2 separate regions of the Homo sapiens genome follow, and region 1 is linked to region 2. Evidence: read pairs that join two places in POLR2A ChIA-PET (ENCODE). Cell type or tissue: Caco-2. All regions are shown on one strand. Each heading gives the region's core, and the rest is flanking DNA. Links, peaks and the distances in the headings are about the cores only. Region 1 overlaps PVR (PVR cell adhesion molecule). Region 2 has its middle 5.1 kb from the start of IGSF23.

Region 1 (10,282 bases), core at 7,783-10,282, 51 kb before region 2:
GCTGAGTCCCCATTTCTCCCCTTGGCCTTTAGGGTCTATTTCCTCCTTACCTGAGAGCAGGAGGCTCTTTGAGAAGCAGCCCTGGGTCCCCATGGGAATCTCCATCTTGGCGTCTTGTGGAAATGCCAAGGGGCCACGAGCTGGACACTAAGGGGGCCAGAGGGGTGGGCCCTGGCTGTCTGAAGTAGGCCAGCTCAGTGGGGATCCCAGGGGTGCCTTAGAGACACCGCTGGGGCTGGCCCAGCCCCAGCATGCCCTGTCCATGGGCTCTGGAGGCTCCACCTATACTCCCTGGGATGGGAGCACAGACAGAGGTTGAACCAGTTTTTCAGGGTGACTGGGGAACTTCCCAGGACTCCTCCCCTGACCCTCTTCAACCTCTTTTTCTCACTCAGCGTGACTACAACAGCAGTCACTGTAGCAATAGTCATAACAGCCTCTGTTTGAACAATTCCCCTGGGTTTGTTCAAACACACACTGCCTCATTCAGCAGCCACCATAAATAACTGTTCCCATTGCACAGATGTGGAAACAGAGGCCCAGGAAAAGAGGCAAGTCTGCCAATAGACAGAGGTGGGATTTCACCTGTGGCTGACTCACTTGAAGGCTCTGAGGCAGGCTGGGTGCGGTGGCTCACGCCTGTAATCCCAGCATTTTGGGAGGCCAAGGTGGGTAGATCACGAGGTGAGGAATTTGAGACCAGCCTGGCCAACATGGTGAAACCCTGTCTCTACTAAAAATACAAAAGTTAGTCAGGCGTGGTGGTGGGCACCTGTAATCCCAGCAACTGGAGAGGCTGAGGCAGGAGAATCACTTGAACTTGGGAGGCAGGGGTTGCAGGGAGCCGAGATCGCGCCACTGCATTCCAGCCTGGGTGACAGAGCGAGACTTCGTCTCAAAAAAAAAAAAAAGCTCTTAGCCTCGTGTTTTTCTTTTTTTTTCTTTTGAGATGGAGTTTCGCTCTTGTTGCCCAGGCTGGAGTGCAATGGCGCAATCTCAGTTCACCGCAACCTCTGCCACCTGGGTTCAAGCGATCCTCCCACCTCAGGGAGTAGCTGGAAATGCAGGCATGCGCCACCACGCCCGGCTACTTTTGTAGTTTTAGTAGAGACAGGGTTTCTCCATGTTGGTCAGGCTGGTCTTGAACTCCTGACCTCAGGTGATCTGCCCACCTTGGCCTCCCAAAGTGCTGGGATTACAGGTGTGAGCCACCGCGCTCAGCCTGTTTTTTTTTTTTTTTTTTTTTTTTTTTTTTCTTGAGACAGGGTCTTGCTCTGTCTTTCCATTCATGAACATTGGTTGTCTTACCATTTAAATATGTCACCTATAATTGCAAGAATATTTTGTAGTTTTTGGATTGGTTTCTTTTTTAGATGCTGTGTCACCCAGGCTGGAGTACAGTGGCACAATCTCAGTTTACTGCAACCTCCGCCTCCCAGGTTCAAGTGATTCTTCTGCCTCAGCCTTCTGAGTAGCTGGGATTACAGGCATGCGTCACCATGCCTGGCTAATTTTTGTATTTTTAGTAGAGATGGGGTTTTGCCATGTTGGCCAGGCTGGTCTCAAACTCCTGACCTCAGATGATCCTCCTGCCTCGGCCTCCCAAAGTACTAGGAGTATAGGCATGAGCCACTGCACCCAGCCCCAGAGTGTATGTTTTGTACTTTTTTGGATCATGTTTATTCCAAGTGTGTTATTCTTTTTTTTTTTTTTTAAGACAGGGTCTCGCTCTGTTGCCCAGGCTGGAGTATAGTTGCATGATCATTGCTCACTGCAGCCTCCAACTCCTGGGCTCAAGCAATCCTCCCGTCTCAGCCTCCTGAGTAGCTGGGACCACAGTTGTGTGCTACCATCCCTGGTCAATTTTTATATGTTTTGTAGAGATGGGATCTCACTATGTTGCCCCAGGCTGGTGTTGAACTCCTGGGCTCAAGTGATCCTCCCACCTTAGCCTCCCAAAGTACTGGGATTACAGATGTGACTCACCATACCTGGCTTAGCCTAGTTTTTAAAAAGCATCCTCCATTCATTCCAGCACACATTCCCAGTGCCCAGTTGTGTGTGCTGGGTGATGTTGGTGACACAGTGATGATTGAGACCACCTCTGCTCTGCCCTCTGTCCACAGTAGGGCACACAATCCTGTAGGGTTTGGGGGGGCAGACCCCTCTCACACAATTATGATCCAGAGTGATCAGGGCTGGGATGGAGGAGCCCAGGAGTCTGGGAGAGCCCAAGGAGACACACCTCATTCAACCTGACGGCTAGGGAGGGCTTCCTGGGGGAGGGGGCATCTGAGCTGAGACCTGGAGTAAGAGTAGAAATGAGGCAGATGATGGGGTGAGGCAGCATGAGGTGCACCAGGCAGCATAAATAGCAATGCAAGGATGTGGAGGCTGAGATAGTCATCAAGGTGTATTGAGGAGGTTGCAATATCTTGGGTGAGTGGAGCCAGGAAGGAGGGTGTGGGGCCTGTGTGTGTGAGGCTGGGAGGTAGGAGAGATCAAATGTGCTCTGTTGGTTGGATCAACAGAGCTTGGATAATGGAGGGTCTAGTGTTATGCTGTTTAATATCATAGCTATTAGTCATATGTGGCTATTTAAATATAAATTTAGGGAGGCACAGGTGACCCACACTTGTAATCCTACCCCTCTGAGAGGCTGAGGTGGGAAGATTGCTTGAGCCTAGGAATTGGAGACCAGGCTGGGCAACATAGTAGGACCCCAACTTTACACAAAACAAATTTAAAAAATTAGGTAGGCTTGGTGGCTTTCAACTATAGTTCCAGTTACTCAGAAGGCTGAGGCAGGAGGATTGTTGAACCTGGGAGGTCAAGGCTGCAGTGAACTTTGATCATGACACTGCACTCCAGCCTGGGTGACAGAGTGAGACCATGTCTCAAAAAAATATACTGAATAGGCCAGGCGTGGTGGCTCATGCCTGTAGTCCTAGCACTTTGGGAGGCAGAGGCAGGCAGATCACTTGAGGTCAGGAGTTCAAGACCAGCCCGGGCAACATGATGAAACCCTGTCTCTACTAAAAATGCAAACATTAGCTGGCCGTGGTGGCGCATGCCTGTAATCCCAGCTACTCGGGAGGCTGAGGCAGGAGAATCACTTGAACCTGGGAGGTGGAGGTTATAGTGAGCCAAGATTGTGCCACTGCACTCCGGCCTGGGCAACAGAGCAAGACTCCATCTCCAAAAAAAAAAACTGAATATATATATATTATTTTATATATAATATATATTATATATAATTATATATTATATTATATATATTATATTATATTATATTATATATTATATTTATATATACATATTATAATATATAATATAATATATAATATATTATAATATATAATATATGTATATAATTATATAATTATATACATATATAATATGTGTATATAATTATATAATTATATACATATATAATATGTGTATATAATTATATAATTATATACATATATAATATGTATATAATTATATAATTATATACATATATTATATATTTATATTATAACTAATATATAATATATATAATATATATAATATATATATTATATTATATATATTATATATTATAAAATATATATAATAATATATAAATATATTATATATATAATATATAAACATATTATATAAATATATTATATATATAATATATAAACATATTATATAAATATATTATATATATTATAAACATATTATATAAATATAATAATATATAAACATATTATATAAATATAATAATATATAAACATATTATATAAATATAATAATATATAAACATATTATATAAATATAATATATAAATATTATATAAATATATATATAATATATAAAATATATTATATATAATATACTATATAATATAGCATATAAATATATATAATATATTATATAAAAATATATAACATATTATATAAAATATTATATAAATATATAATATATAAATATATTTATATATTATATATTTATATATACATAAACATATAAATATATAATATATACTATATAAATAATATAAATCTATATAAATATATACTATATTTATAATATAGTATATATTTATATAGATTTATATAATTTATATATATTTTATATATTATATATAATTTATATATATTTTATATATTATATATAATTTATATATATTTATATATTATATATAATTTATATATATTGTATATATTATATATAAAATATATAATTTATATATAATATATAAATTATATAATTTATATATATTTATATATTATATATAAATATATATAATTTATATAATTTATATATTATATATATAAATATATAATTTATATATATTTATATAATATATATTATATATTTATATATATAATATATATTTATATTTATATATCTATATAATATATATTATATATTTATATATTTATAAATATATAATATATATTTATATATAAAAATATATACATATATAATTTATATATATATTACATATACATATAAAATATATGTAAAATGTATGTGTATGAATATGTATATATAAATGTATATATGTGTATATATATTCAAAGTAACTAAAATTAAATGCATTAAAAAATGCAGTTCCTCAAACTAGCCACCTTCAAGTGCTCACTAGCCTCAAGTGATCAGTGGCTACTCCATTGGACAGCACAGATGGAGAACGTTTTCATCATCATCTCAGAAACTTCTATTGGGGAGTGAGAGCTGACCTAGGGATCTGAGGCAGGCGGTGCCAGGCATTTCTACCCAGTGAGGTCCATCAGGAAGAGACAGCTAGGTCGGGGTGTGGTGTATCCATAGCACTTTGTGTGTGTCTGAGTGTTCCGGACACACGTCTTCAGCTTGTTGGGGGTGATGGTATCTTCTAGAGGCCCCAGGTTGAGGCAAATCAGGAATCTTGACGTTGAACTGCCTTGAATGATGGAGTGGCCCAGCTATACACTGAATGGCTGTAGAGTCCAGGGCAGCTCTGCTGTGAGCTGGTGAGTCTGGCTGAAAACTTGGTTCTACCACCATATGGCTGGGGTATTTTGTGGCACACGACTTCACCTCTCTGGGCCTCAGCCTCCTCCCCTGGAGAATGGGGATAAGCATCACCACCTCACAGGGATGTTGGGAGAACTGTATGCAAGAGGCCCAGCCAACAAGCAACAAATGCCTGTCATTGTTATTATTATTATTGCTGTTGACCTTGTCTTTGGATTTGCCCCACCTCCCACATTGCCCCCACCCCTCGTGACCCTGCTCAAGAGAAGTGTATTTTCCCTGGAGGGATTTCCAATCCTCCACATCCTCAATGTTCCTTAATGCCTGGAAGATTTCATGCTGGGTTCGTGGGGTCAGAGTACCCTCAGAATCCACCTGACAGATTCTCACTCTGTCGCCCAAGCTGGAGTGCAGTGGCACGATCTCAGCTCACTGCAACCTCCACCTCCCAGGTTCAAGCGATTCTCTTGCCTCAGCCTCCCGAGTAGCTGGGACTATAGGCGCACGCCACCACGCCCGGCTTATTTTTGTATTTCTAGCAGAGACGAGGTTTCACCATGTTGGCCAGGCTGGTCTCGAACTCCTGATCTCAGGTGATCCAATCCACCTCGGCCTCCCAAAGTGTTGGGATTACAGGCGTGAGCCACTGTGCCCGGCCCTTCAATCCTTCCTGCAGTTTTGTAGTTTCCTTGGTCTGTCTCCGGGAGAGAAGTTGTTGCAAACCCAGCAGTTATTTCCAGGCATGGATTAAGCAAAGCCAGCTATTCTGGATTTTCCGGTGGCTGGATTCTACTCTCTCTGTCTCCTTCCCTGCCTCCCTCCATTCTTCCCTCCCTCCCTCTCTCTTTCTTCCTCTCCCTTTCAAACAATCACTTCGATTCCTTTTGCATTATTAAAAGAAGAGTCAAGGTTTATTGCAGAACTTGTAGACAGTACTTAGAATAAAATTCAAACATGTTCCAACCACCCAGACAGAGGTAGTCACTGCTGGTAACAGAGGTCTAGGAGTCCATCCTGTCCTGCAGCCTTCATCTGGGCCTCTCCCCAGCCCCAGAGGGCAGGTCCTGTTTGGTCCAGCCTTCCAGGCGGTCCCATTCTTTTGGCCAGGGATTGGTTGAGCGGTGGGCGGCGCTGGTGAATGAGACCGGAAAAGACGCTGCTGGGTGAGGTTTCTGCTGCTGGATGCGGTTTCTCGTTCCTACAAAGGCTCACCCAGGTAGGGATGGGCAGCTTCTCTGGGTCTGAGTCTGGATGTGATGCCTGGAATGCAGCAGCCATCTTGGCACCAGAGGGTGATGCCAATATGTGGAGGAAAGCAGAACAAACAGCAGAGCAGCAGAACTGGGCCTGCATGCTGTGCCCGGAGTAGAGCCAGGCAATCCAGTTTTTTTTTTTTTTTTTTTTTTTTTGGAGACAGAGTCTCACTCTTGTCACCCAGGCTGGAGTGCAGTAACTCGATCATGGTTTACTCCAGCCTCCACTTCCCGGGTTCAAGGGATTCTCCCACCTCAGCCTTCTGAGTAGCTGGGATTACAAGCATGCACCACCACACCTGGCTAATTTTTTTTGTAGAGACACGGTTTCACTATGGTCTGGTCTTGAACTCCTTACCTCAAGTGATCCACCCGCTGCAGCCTCCCAAAGTGCTGGGATTACAGGCGTGAGCCACTGCGCCCAGCCCGTAATTTTTTGTAAAAAGTTAGATTTCAGTAGCACAGACATTTTCACCCCAAGCAATCTGCAACCCAGAGGCTTCTGGGACCTCACAGCTCCTCAAGGTGAGATCGTATCAACCTGAAAAGATTCCCGACTCCCGTGCAGGAGCAATGCAGAGGGAGGGTGTGGAGTGTTTTAGCCTCCTTATGATCTCCATCATACCCTGCCCCCCGCCAAGTCTCTGATAAGGATAGTTGCGGTTTTCTTAACCTTACTATAAGTTTATACAACACCTATACCAAAATTCTGGGCCCACTCTCCATTCCTGGCTCTGTGGACTCCAAGGATGCCCCCTCCCTCCAGAAAAAGGTCATCGCCTACGTCGCTGGTGGGAACAGAACTCAGCACAACTTCTGTGAGGGTTCATTTGTCAATATCTATCACAATGACAAGAAACATACTCTTTGGCCCAGCAATTCCACCTCCAGGAGTGTGTCCTACACTCAGGTGTTAACATGAGCTAAATGACAGTGTGCATTGGCCAGGCACGGTGGCTTATGCCTATAAATCCCAGTACTTTAGGAGGCCAAGGCGGGAGGATTGTTTGGGCCCAGGAATTTGAGACCAGCCTGGGCAAGATGGCAAGATTCCTTTCTCTAAAATAAAAAAAAAAAAAAGTAAAATAAATGACAGTGTGTAAAGTTATTCACTACAACATTGTAATAGTGAAAGGCTGGAAAGGATACAAATGCCTGTCCTTAGAGGCCTCGTTAAAAAAGCCCTGTACAGCCCTCCCATGGAATATGAGGTGGGTGTAGAACAACTCAGGAGGCATTCTCTGAATTACCAGAAACTGAGCAAAAAAAGTAAGGTTCAGGGTGGGCGCGGTGGCTCACATCTGTAATCCTAGCGCTTTGGGAGGCCAAGGCAGGAGGAGCACTTGAGCCCAGGAGTTCCAGCCCAGCCTAGGCAACATAGCGAGATGCCTATCTCTACAAAAGTTAAAAAGAGATTTAGCCAGGTGGGGTGGCGCCCACCTATAGTCCCAGCTACTCGGGAGGCTGAGATGGAAGGATAGCCCGAGCCCAGCAGGTCGAGGCTGCAATGAGCCATGATCACGCCACTGCACTCCAGCCTGGGCAACAAAGTGAGACTCTTATTTCTAAAATAAATAAATAAATAAACAAATAAATAAATAAATAAAGTGCACTATTCAATGGTTTTTTGGTATAATTAATTTTCAAAAATGGTGGTTAAAAAGAGATAACAGACAATTTGCCATTTTAGCTATTTTTGAGTGTATGATTCAGTGGCATTCATTACATTCACAGTGTTGTGTAAAACTGGATATCCATGTGCAGAAGAATGGAGCTGGACCATTACACTCCAAACACAAATTAGAATGGATCCCTCATGTCTTTTTATCTTCTAATTTTGGGACGTTTATGTACTATCTAATTAAAAAAATTAGCTTAGCATGGTGAGGGGCAGCTGTGGTCACAGCTACTTGGTAGGCTGAGGTGGGAGGATTGCTTGAGCCCCGGAGTTAGAGGCTGCAATGAGCTATGATCGTGCCATTGCACTCCAGCCTGGGTGACAGGAGACACCGTCCCTTAAACATTTTTTTTGGAGAGGAAAAAAAAAAAGACAAGCTGTTCCTAAGGTGCCTGGGAATCCCAGCCCTTATGGCCCTCTTCATTTAGCGTCTTGCTTCCATGCCTCTGGTTCCATCCCACGTGGTGACAGTACACATGAAACCTGTCTGCTCCTTGATTTCCACAAAAGACCCCATTGCACACAGCCGCTGGAGGTACAATAAATAAGCTTTAATGAGATTCTGGGTGCTGGAGACAGACAAGGAGCTTACGTGCCACCAAAGCAACCAATGTTCCTTTATCTCCCCAACTCTGTGGGGTCCCACTGGCCTCCTCACCCTTGAGCCCTTTGCCCCTGCCATCCTGCTGGTTCCTATCTCTTCCCCACACTTCTCTGTTCCCGGCTCTTCCATCTCTGTCCAGAGCAAATCCTCTGTCCTGCTTATTTTCTCTTGCAGAGCAGCTCAAGCTTTGCATTCCCATTTAGCATCTTGGCCCAAGGTCTTCTCTCCCTCAACGTATTTTCCCAAACAGTTTTCTTTATAAGAGGAATTCTGCTGTCTGCCCTCAAGATCATAGACCTTTTTAACTTGTCAGTTGCACTGAGCAGCTGGGCCTCCTGGGTCTTGGGTCGCATCCATCTTGGTCCTATAGGAGCGTGTCCTGAGCAACTGCAGCGCTGCCTCCCCCTGCATCCCTTCCCCCTTGTGTTGGAAATTGCATTTGCTTCTTTTGTGGGTTATTTCCTGCCAGTCCCAGCTTGCTGGCTGCAGATGCTGGCAGAAAGTGGCTGCAGATGCTGGCAGAAAGTGGCTGCAGCTGACAACCTTCTTCAAGTTCACATCTAGTAGTTTTCTCTGCTCCTTGGACACCCCCCAGGCAGCTGCTTGCGGCCTGAATTGCAGCCTCTGGTGACCAGGGTCAGTGGCTGTTTCTTGTAACCACAGAGATCTGACGGATACAGAGATTTAGAAGCTCAAGGCCAGAGGCCAAATTTTTACCAAAATTCTCTGGTGGCCCACACCCTTCTGTGTGGTCTGCTATGCAGTAAAGGCTTAACCTTGCCCAAAGAAAGATCGGGCCCTTTATCCTCAGCTCCTGGGCATTCATCTCTAAGCCCTTGGAATATCCTGCCTGGTAGCTGATCTTGGAGTCTTGGGCCACTCTGGGTGGTTCATGCTAATGATGTGATTTATGGTGGGGGTCTTGGGCCACACGGTATTGGCTTGATGTATGAGGTCAGCCGTGTGGATGGTGAGCTGCTTAATTCAGCACTTTGGGAGGCCAAGGCAGAAGTATCACTTGGAGCCAAGAGTTCAAGACCAGCCTGGGCAACACAGGGAAACCTCGACTTTACAAATAATAAAAAGATTAGCCAGACGTGGTGGCACATACCTGTAGTCATAGCTACTCAGGAGGCTGAGGTGGGAGGATGACTTGGCGTTGAGAAGTCAAGGCTGCAATGAACTGTGATCTCACCACTGTACTCTAGTCTGCCAACAGAGCCAGACCCTGTCTCAAGACAAACAAAAAACTCTGGACACAAAGATCTCGAGTGAGCTGCTCTGGTTGGCAGTATTGGCAGTACTTCTTGCATGTTGTCACATGTTGCTGTGAGAATCAGGTGCTGCCTATATGGCTCCACTGGGAGAGGGCAGATGGAAGCCGTCGCCTCATCTGTCGTGGAACGTGTGCTGTGCACCTCCTCCCTTTGCTGATCTTAATCTCTGTCCTTTTACTGTAATAAACTGTAACTGTGAGCCTAACAGCTTTCCTGAGTCTAGTGAGTCCTTCTAGCAAATGAAAGGAGGGTGGTCTTGGAGACCTATGAACTTGCACCTGCCCCCGTCGTTTTGAGGTCTGGCACAGGGAGGGAGGCTGGTCTCTTTGGAGGGGGTCTTCATCCATTGGGGTCGGGTCCAACTCTGGAGGCCCACGTCCTTGCCAGCTCCAGTCTCTCTCCCCTCTCAGTCCCGACGCTGTCACCTTGTGCCCTCTGTCTGTGGATCCTGGGAAGAGCTGTTCTCTCTGCTCACAGC
Region 2 (9,758 bases), core at 382-2,881:
CTATGAAGTCAATGCTAATTATAATTTGGTGTCTAGGATGTCCTGGAGGCATGTTTAGAATCCCGTTATCAGGAGCTTGCTCAGACTATATCCTGAATTTTAGATTCTAGAAGGATAAGCTACACTAGCTACTTTTTCCTCACCCTTCTCACTCCCCAGGTCCATTCTTTCCTCCTCAAATTAATAATTATATTACTCAAACTAATAGCTGGTGTTTATTGAACACCTACTATATGCCGGACACAGCATTAACCTTGTAACAGGGTTGCCTAATTTGAATCCTCATAGCAACCTCGAGGGGTAGATATGAGCATCCCCATTTTCTCGTGGTGCACAGGGGCTAAGTAACTCACCTACCATCACACAACCGTTCACAGGGGCTTTCTGCCAGTTTTTGGAGGCACCAGCTCAGGGGCTTTGCATGAGCCGTTCCCTCTCCTTAGAACCTTACTCATGTAATCTCAAAGCTGACTGTATCTTATTATTTTGGCTTAATTCACACACATCACTCTATCAAAAAGGCCTTTCTTAATGCCTGCTGCAACTCAGTTCCCCACCTCTTTGCTAGCAAGCCACACTGTTTTGTTTTCTTTACATCATTTACCGCTATTTTAGATGATTTATTTATTTGTCCACTTGTATTATCTGTCTCTCCCTCCTTAGTCCCACCTCTCCGACTTGAATATCAGATCCAGGAGGGCAGGGATGTTGTCTGGCTTGTGGCTATGTCCCTAGTGACTAGAACAGTGCCTTGCATATAACAGGTGCTCAATACATGTTTTTGTTTTTGAGACGGGGTCTCACTCTGTCAGCCAGGCTGGAGTGCAGTGGCACGGTCATAGCTCACTGCAGCTTCAACCTTTTGGATTCAAGCAATAATCCTGCCTCAGTCTCCTGAGTAGCTGGGACTACAGTCTCACACTACCATTCCCAGCCAATTAAATTTTTTTTCTTTTTGTAGAAATAGAGTTTCACTATATTACCCAGGCTGGTCTCAAACTTCTGGGCTCAAGTGATCCTCCTGCCTCAGCCTCCCAGAGTGCTGGGATTACAGGCATGAACCACCTAGCCAGCCTACATGTTTTCTTTTTAGTGAATAAATGAATGAAGAGCAAGTGAGTGAAATGGGAGTGTTCAGACTTGAACTCAGATCTTTCTGACTTAGAAGCTCATGCTTTTCCCTCCCAGAGAGGTTCAGGTTCCACCCAGGGGCTAAGGTTCACCCATAAGTCTCTAATAATAGTCATTATCAGGTGACACAGTTATTTCTTTATTAGCATTTGCTAAAGTGCCTTTTTTATAGTTGGTCTGAAGGCCTCTGCTGGAGTGATTAGCTAGGTCAGGAGACCACTGTAGGAAAAAGTAAATATTTACGATGCAGTTAATAACCATTATGTTGTAAGGTTTCTGGGGTTTCTACCCAGCCAGTACTCTCTTGTATCCAGGTAACAGCACCTGGAGTTCTCTTTTGGAAACCAGCCTCCTCATGGCTCCAGGGAGGTGAGGGGCCCAGGACTGGCCAATCAGAGCACTTCATCCCCTGACAACAGTGATTTTTGGAGACCTGGGCGTGGCACTCAGAACAGGCCAAGGAGAAGCAATCTCTTACGGATTTTATTGGAACTCTGGGGAATAAAGCAATTTTTCTTTTTTCTGTTTTTAAATTTTTATTTATTTATTTAAAGACAGAGTCTTGCTGTGTTGCTCAAGCTGGAGTGCAGTGGTGTGATCTCTGCTCGCTGCAACTTCCACCTCTGGGGTTTAAGAGATTCTCATGCCTCAGCCTCCGGATTAGCTGGGATTACAGGCATGTGCCACCATGCCCAGCTAATTTTTTCATATTTTTAGTAGAGACAGTCTTTCACTATGTTGCCCAGGCTGGTCTTGAACTCCTGGCCTCCAGTGACCCACCTGCCTCGGCCTCCCAAAGTGGTGGGATTATAGGCGTGAGACACCGCACCCAGCCTAAAAGCATTTTTTCTTGCTTCCGGGTTTGCTGAGCTGAAGAGATCTCAGTGTGCAGCTGCTGGGGGCCATCTTTCTATCATGAGTAGAGAGATTGCCTAAAAACGAGGCCAACACATGTGAAAGCATAGTCAATGCACAGAAAGAGAGATTTCTAATGGCATCATTTAAACACCTAGATTCAGCTGTGCCTGATGTCCATACTGATCCTTCAGCTTGTGTGCTATGCTGGTCTGTGTATTCTCATTGTTTCCCCTGAAGTCAGTTTGTTTTGGGATTCAGTTACTTTAAATCCCAAAAGAACTTTGATTGAGGTCGGGCACGGTGGCTCACACCTGTAATCCCAGCACTTTGGGAGGCCGAGGCAGGCGGATCACTTGAGGTCAGGAGTTCTGGACCAGACTGACCAACATGGAGAAACCCTGTCTCTACTAAAAATAGAAAATTAGCTGGGCGTGGTGGTGCATGCCAGCTACTCGGGAGGCTGAGGCAGGAGAACCTCTTGAACCCAGGAGGCAGAGGTTGTGCTGAGCCAAGATCACGCCATTGCACTCCAGCCTGGGAAACAGGAGTGAAACTCGGTCTCAAAAAAAAAAAAAGAAAAGAAAGAACTTTAATGGAAAGGAAAGATGAAAAACAGAGCTTTGAAAGGATCTGACTCTCAATCTAGCTGAGACTCAGGCTGGATAAGGGAAGACTCTGGGGAAGAGACGGTGAAGCGGACCCCTGCAGGACGAGGAGAACTTAGCAGGTCACTGTTTCTGAGGACTGCAGAACTCCATGTAAACCTCTGCATTAAGAGATGACCAAGGCCAGGTGTGGTGGCTCATGCCTGTAATCCCAGCACTTAGGGAGGCTGAGGTGGGAGGATTGCTTGAGGCCAGGTGTTTGAGACCAGCCTGGGAAACATAATGAGACCCCCATTTCTACAAAAAAATAAAAAAATTAGCTGGGCATGGTGGCATGCATGTGCCTGTAGTCTTAGCTACTTGGGAGGCTGAGGTGGGAGAATTGCTTGCGCTCAGGAGTTCGAGGCTGCAGTGAATTATTATTGAGCCACTGTACTCCAGCCTGGGCAGCAGAGCAAGGCTCTGTCTCAAAAAAAAAAAAAAAAAAAAAAAAAGAGAAAAAGAAAAGAAAGAAAGAGATGATCAAAGTTTAGCAGGGCATCTAGCAGCATAAGGTCGTGTTCTTAGGATGACTCCAGCCCCCAGTTAAAATACCACCCGAGAAAGCTCTACCTTGCCAGGAGAATTTACTGTCTGACCTAGCCAATATCTGGCAATATACCCCTAATTTCCCTTTTCAGAGCATTTACTAAGAAGGGCCTACAATTATGACTCCTTCCTTTTTCAGACATGGGTGTATATGTATCTATATCCTACAACTCAGGGGTGTTTCTAGAGGATCTGAAAGCCATTCCTTTGAAATAGAATTGTCAGAAGGAGAGGACCTCCATCTCCCAGTCTCTGCGGGAGGATAGAATTCTAACTATGACAATTGCCAGCTAGCAGACACAGCTGGCTGAATCCCATTGACACTGTACAATTTTTTTTTTTTAGATGGTGTCTTGCTCTGTTGCCCAAGCTGGAGTGCAGTGGCATGATCTCGGCTCATTGCAACCTCTGCCTTCCGGGTTCAAGCGATTCTCCTTCCTCAGCCTCCTGAGTAGTTGGGATTACAGGTGCACACCACCACGCCCAGCTAGTTTTTGTGTTTTTAGTAGACACGGGATTTCGCCATGTTGGCCAGGCTGGTCTCGAACTTCTAACCTCAGGTGATTCACCTGCCTTGGCCTCTGAAAGTGCTGGGATTACAGGCATGAGCCAGCCAACTTTTTATGATTTTTACTTGCAGTGCCCTTCTCTCGCCATCCCTCATTCTGCCTTCTAGACACCCAGCCACCTCTGCAGGAATCTGAACGGAGCTCAGCTCTTTCCCCTACTGCCAGTGGTTACTGAATAAGATCCTTTTCACAGCTTTAACTGATGTCCCGCTTTGTTTATTGTGAACATTTCTCAAACCTCAGTGTTTCTCATACCACATTCGTAATTCTTTCCATATGCACACATCACCTACACTTTTCTTTTTCTTTTTTTTTGAGACAGGGTTTCCTTCTGTAGCCCAGGCTGGAGTGCGGTGGTGTGACCACAGCTCACTGCAGCCTTGACCTCTTGGCTCAAGTGATCTTCCTGCCTCATCCCCCCGAGTAGCTAGGACTACAGCACACACCACCATGACCGACTAATTAAAAAAATTTTTTTGTAGAGTTGGGATCTTCCTATGTTGCCCAGGCTGGTCTCAAACTCCTGGGCACAAGTGATCCTCCTGCTTTGGCTTCCCAAAGTGCCGGGATTACAGGCCTGAGCCTCTGCACTTGGCTACCCTTTTTTTTTTCTTTTGAGACAGAGTCTCGCTCTATCACCCAGGCTGGAGTGCAATGGTGTGATCTCAACTCATTGCAACCTCTGCCTCCTGGGTTCCAGCGATTCTCCTGCCTCAGCCTCCCAAGTAGCTGGGATGACAGTCGCCCACAACCATGTCCAGCTAATTTTTGTATTTTTAGTAGAGACAGTGTTTCAGCATGTTGGCCAGGCCGGTCTTGAACTCCTGATCTCAAGTGATCCACCTGCCTCGGCCTCCCGAAGTGCTGGGATTACAGGCGTGAGCCACTGTGCCTGGCCTCCGGCTACACTTTTCTTTACTCAACATTTTTCTTTAAAATGACTCATCTAAAATAAGTTCACTCATTTTTTTAAACAATAACACCCACGAAATTATATATGAATATGCTAATTATATTTAAATGTAGATGACAGTAACAAAATGAAAATAAAACATATCTGTCCACATACCATGTGGAATTTTTTTGTGTGTCACTGAAAGAGCAGGAGCCCATATGGAGGAAATAGTCATGACAATTGCTAGTATTTATGGAGAACTTGGCTCTGAGCCCAGTCCTACTCTTTGCATAGATTAGCATTACATATATTCGTTTATGTAACTTCACACTTTACATCGTTTAGCTCTTTTATCCTTTCAACAACGCTGTGAGGCAGGTGCTGCCGTTCTCCTATTGCAGAAAAGGAAACTGAGGCTCAGAGAGGTTAAGTGACTTATCCAGGCCACGAAGCTGCTGAATAACTGGGCAGAACCAGGTATCAGGCTCTGGAGGCTGTGTTCTTAAGTGCAACAACCTTTTAAAGTCATTTGGGTCTCCTAACATCCCTAGCTGGTAGAAATTGCTTCCATTTTTTTACATGAGGAAACAGAGATTCATGGAGGTTAAATAAATTGTCCAAGTTCACGCTCAAGTAAGTGGCAAAATCAGGATTTGGACTTAGGGATTTGGACCTGGGATCCTGAGTTTGGCTCTGTGATAGGTGAAGAGAGGTCGGTGTTGGGTGAGAGTGTGGGGCTGTGGGGAAGTGCATTCCAGGTTGAAGGAACAAACAGGTTGAACTTGCCCTTCCATCCTGGAACCACTTTGAATCTGTTAGGAATAACGTTTAAAATTTTAAGGAAATTGAACACTTGAACAAAGGATTTTTAGCAAAGCAATTTTATTTTTGTGCAGAGGGGTGGGTGTCTCTTTGGCCAGTTGCCATGAGAGCATACCTGAGCAAAGGGGCACGAGAGTCTATTTTTCATGCAAGTCTTGCTCTTTTACCCTTTCCCCATTGGCTGGGGTTGGGTCGTACAATTTAAACTAATTTTGGTTGGCTAAACGTTTGGTTTTTTTTTAGATAAGGTGGGCACGTAAAAGAAAGTGGAGAGGAAAGGGGAAGGGGTGTTTGTAATGAGTTAGAAAGTTAGTTTTTTTTTTAAATAAGGAAAGGAATGTGAGTTGGTATTGATAATGCTTGGTACTGTGGCATGTCTGGGCATTTAACAAAGGCAAAAAATAAAAGGGGGTTACTATAAATTAAAAAATAAAAGATTGATTGGGTTATTTAAAAAAAAAAAAACCTCATCATATTCCACAAATCCATGTGCCCAGCTTCAAACAGACCTTGAGCAATCTCTGGAAATCTGTTTATTTCTCGTTGGTCAGTTCCTGGTTCCAATTTTCTCAGCAGCCATTCCAGCCTTCACTGCCATATACAAAGCCTAGATCACTCATAATTATACCCAAGAACCAGCTCAGCTTCCTCTGGTTAAATTTCACTCACTGGGTCTGAACACATTTTATTTCCTGCCCCCACCCATAAACTTGTGAGCCAGTCTCACTTCCTTCCTCCCATTCTCAGACAATGAATTTACTGACATTCAAGGTCAAGACCTGTTCTCCCGGCTCCTTGAGTCCCTGTACCATCAGTCATCATTTCTCCTGCCCTGTGTGAGGGAATCCTACATTTCTCACATCTCTATGAGAAGGACATGTCACCGACCTGAACTGGGTCTGTTTGCCTGCACACAATGGAAAGCCACACACCAAAGCCTTGGGAATTTTTTTTTTTTTTTTTTTTTTTTTGATGGAGTCTCACTCTGTCGCCCAGGCTGGAGTGCAATGGCGCGATCTCGGCTCACTGAAAGCTCCGCCTCCCGGGTTCACGCCATTCTCCTGCCTCAGCCTCCCAAGTAGCTGGGACTACAGGTGCCCGCCACCACGCCCAGGTAATTTTTTGTATTTGTAGTAGAGATGGTGTTTCACCGTGTTAGCCAGGATGGTGTCGATCTCCTGACCTCGTGATCTGCTCACCTCAGCCTCCCAAAGTGCTGGGATTACAGGCGTGAGCCACCGCGCCCAGCCAACCTTGGGATTTTGTAGACAGAAAAGTGTATTGCAAGGCTGTCAAGCAAGGAGATAGGAGTCAGGCTCAAATATATCTCCCTGAGCTAGGGGTTGGGACAGGTTTTATAGTCCCAAGGGTAATGAGGCATGATCTGATTGGATCTTGCCTTATTGTGAACATTTCCCAAACCTCAGTGTTTCTCGTACTACATTTGTAATTATTTGCAGGGAGGCATGATCTGATTGGATCTTGTAATGAGGTGATGTGGGGAGGCATGATTTGATTGGACCGTGCCCTGGGGTGATGCCAGGGCTCAATGTGATTGGATCCTGGATCCCGCCATGCAGTGTCCACTTCTTAATTCAATCCTCACTTCCCAGTCTGAGTACTTGGGTTTCAGTCAAGGTTGCACGTTTGGTTCACCTGGGCATGCTTAGGTTATGGACCTTCAACCTGGGAGTCCGTGGCAACTGAAAAACAACTTACAGCTTTGTTACATAAAAGTTGAATCAGATTGGTCTGGTGTGGTTACAAATGCCCCTATATTTCCCAGTCGAAGGCATCCCCTGCCCCTCCTAGAGGTTTTGGAAATCTCTTCCTACAATTTGATTTTGTGTGTGTGTGTGGAGATGGGATCTCATTTTGTTGCTCAGGCTGGTTTTGAACTCAGGGCCTCAAGTAATCCTCCCACCTCAGCCTCCCAAAGCACCGGGATTATAGGCATGAGCCACTGTGCCCAGCCCATCTTCCTACAGTTTGGTTGTCACAATGCCTGAGGATGAAACAGTAGTGACATTTATTGGGCAAAACCTCCTGCAATAATAGGTGGGACTGTCCCATACAACAGAAACTTGTCTCAGCTAAAATATTAATACTGCCCCAGTTAGAAATCTGAAGTTGGAATAAAACTTTTGGCTTTTGTCCCCTGCTATGAGTTTGATGAGTCTGGGAGAAGAAAATGAGCTTACTTGGCTCAGATCCTCTCCTCCCATTTTTGGATTTACCTGTCTCCAGAACGACTACAGTTTGGTCTGCTTCCTCCTACTATGTGATAATGTACCTGCCTTAGCAGAGGAAGCAACTATTGGGGTTGTAAATATATATGGCAGAGAAGCTAGTGGTGCCTCCCCAATCTACGAGTCCTTTCATAGTTAGAGGAGTTTAAGTTTGGCCAATGGTTGCCTGGAATAAAGACTAAATTTCCCAGCCTTCCTTGCAGCAGCTGTAGTCACGTGAGCATGTTCTGGTGAATGGTATGTGAACAGAAGAGTTGTGTGCCATTTCTGGGTCATGCCCTTCAATAAAGTTCTCCCTTTCTTGTTTTCCCTACCTTCAGGTGGAAGTGGGGACATGCTGGGGGATCTGGGAACAAGTGTGCGACACGCTAGGGGCCCTGGGAACAAGCGTGTCGATGAAAACCCTCTAAAATATATACATTTTTTGAGACAGAGTCTTGCTCTGTCACCCAGGCTGGACTGTAGTGGCACAATCTTGGATCACTGCAACCTCCGCCTCCTAGGTTCAAGCAATTCTCGTGCCTCAGCTTCCCGAGTAGCTGGGATTGCAGGGGTGTACCACAACGCCCAGCTAAGTTTTTTGTATTTTTAGTAGAGACAGGGTTTCACCATGTTGGCCAGTCTGGTCTCGAACTCCTGACCTCAGGTGATCTGCCCACCTTGGCCTCCCAAAGTGCTGGGATTACAGGCATGAGCCACTGTGCCTGGCCCTGTAAAATATTTTAAGAGATTTATTCTGAGCTAAATATGAGTGACCATAGCCCATGACACAGCCCTCAGGTGACCCTGAAAACATATGGCCAAGATGTTTGGGGTGTAGCTTTGTTTTATACATTTTAGGGAGACACGAGACATCAATCAAAACATTTAAGATATACATCGGTTCAGTCCAGAAAGGTGGGATAACTGAAAGTGGTGGGGGAGGGGCTTCCATATAGGTCGATTGAAAAATTTTTCTATTGGCAATTGGTTGAAAGAGTTATTATCAATAGAAAGGACTGTCTGAGTTATGATAAGAGGTTGTGGAGACCAGAGTTTTATGATGCAAATGAAGCCTCCAGGTAGCAGCCTTCAGAGAGAATGGATTGTAAATGTTTCTTATCAGACTTCAGGTCTGTGTCGATGTTAAATGCTGGTCTGTTTTTCCTGAACTCCAAAAGGGATGCGGCCATAATGAAGCACTCATACAGGAGCTAGAAAGAAATTGTTTAGGCAGATAGTAAGGGCAACAGAGTCTGTGGTGGAATTTCCCTTTTAACAAAAAGCCGCCCCAAAGTCACGTCTTTTATACAAAGAGCATCCTGAAAAACTGAGCTGTAAACATAGATAACCAAAGTAGTGGCTCGCTTGGGTGAATGCCGGCAGCTGTGCCAATAGAATAGGGCTACCTGGAGGCCAGGTATGTTCAACATGGAGGCTTTATCCTCCCTTTTCTTTGTCACCACATGTACAGTAAAAAAAAAGCAGGCAACATGGCACAGGCCAGGTAGACAGCCCATCTGCATAATAAAAGATTGGGGTGGGGTGGCCAGCTTTTTCAGGAGCTATGCAAAAGGCACACCTAACCCTAACCAGCTCTTTGCATGCTATACAAATGGCACACCTGGTTCGACCAATATTTTGTGCCCTATGTAAATCAGACACTGCCTTTTCAAACTCATCTATAAAACCTCCTGCACTTCACCATGGACCGGAAAACCCTCTTGGGACCCCCCTCTCTCTGCAGAAGACAGCAAAATTTTCTCTTTATTTCACCTATTAAACCTCTGCTCCTAACCTCACTCCTTGTGGGTCCACATCCTTGATTTCATTGGCTTGAGGCAACGAATCTCGGGTATTACCCAAGACGAACAACCCTGCTTCAGCACATCCAACCCCAACCCCCATCCCACCCGTCATGGGCTGAACCAGTCTTTCAGGTTAAATTTGGAGTGGCCTGGCCAAGGAGGGAGTCCGTTCAGATGGTTTAGGTGTGTGGTAGGTGGCGGCTTTGAGTTGTATTTTTGGTTTACAAGCTCAGCATCATAGGGATAGCAGAGAA

The links. ChIA-PET counts read pairs that join two places held together with the same protein. Peaks named below come from ENCODE experiments on the same cell type or tissue, not always from the same donor. Only the 100,000 strongest peaks of a DNase experiment are listed, where the experiment ranks them.
Region 1: POLR2A ChIA-PET joins it to region 2 with 10 read pairs; 11 of 35 experiments call an interaction of 5 or more read pairs at or near these places.

What each region holds. Positions count from the first base shown.
Region 1 is chr19:44,661,755-44,672,036 of GRCh38, reverse strand. It overlaps PVR (PVR cell adhesion molecule), which reads right to left. Exons shown (of 8, transcript NM_006505.5): 8 at 5,875-10,282. The coding sequence ends at 10,226. CEACAM19 (CEA cell adhesion molecule 19) reads right to left here and starts at 555. Exons shown (of 8, transcript NM_001127893.3): 1 at 51-555. The coding sequence starts at 105. In Caco-2, for the core only: no CTCF peak of the experiment used is centred there; no DNase peak of the experiment used is centred there.
Region 2 is chr19:44,603,627-44,613,384 of GRCh38, reverse strand. No RefSeq gene overlaps it. Among named protein-coding and RNA genes, the nearest start is that of IGSF23, 5.1 kb to the left of the region's middle. In Caco-2, for the core only: a CTCF peak has its summit at 2,667; DNase peaks (open chromatin) are centred at 1,364, 1,454 and 2,704.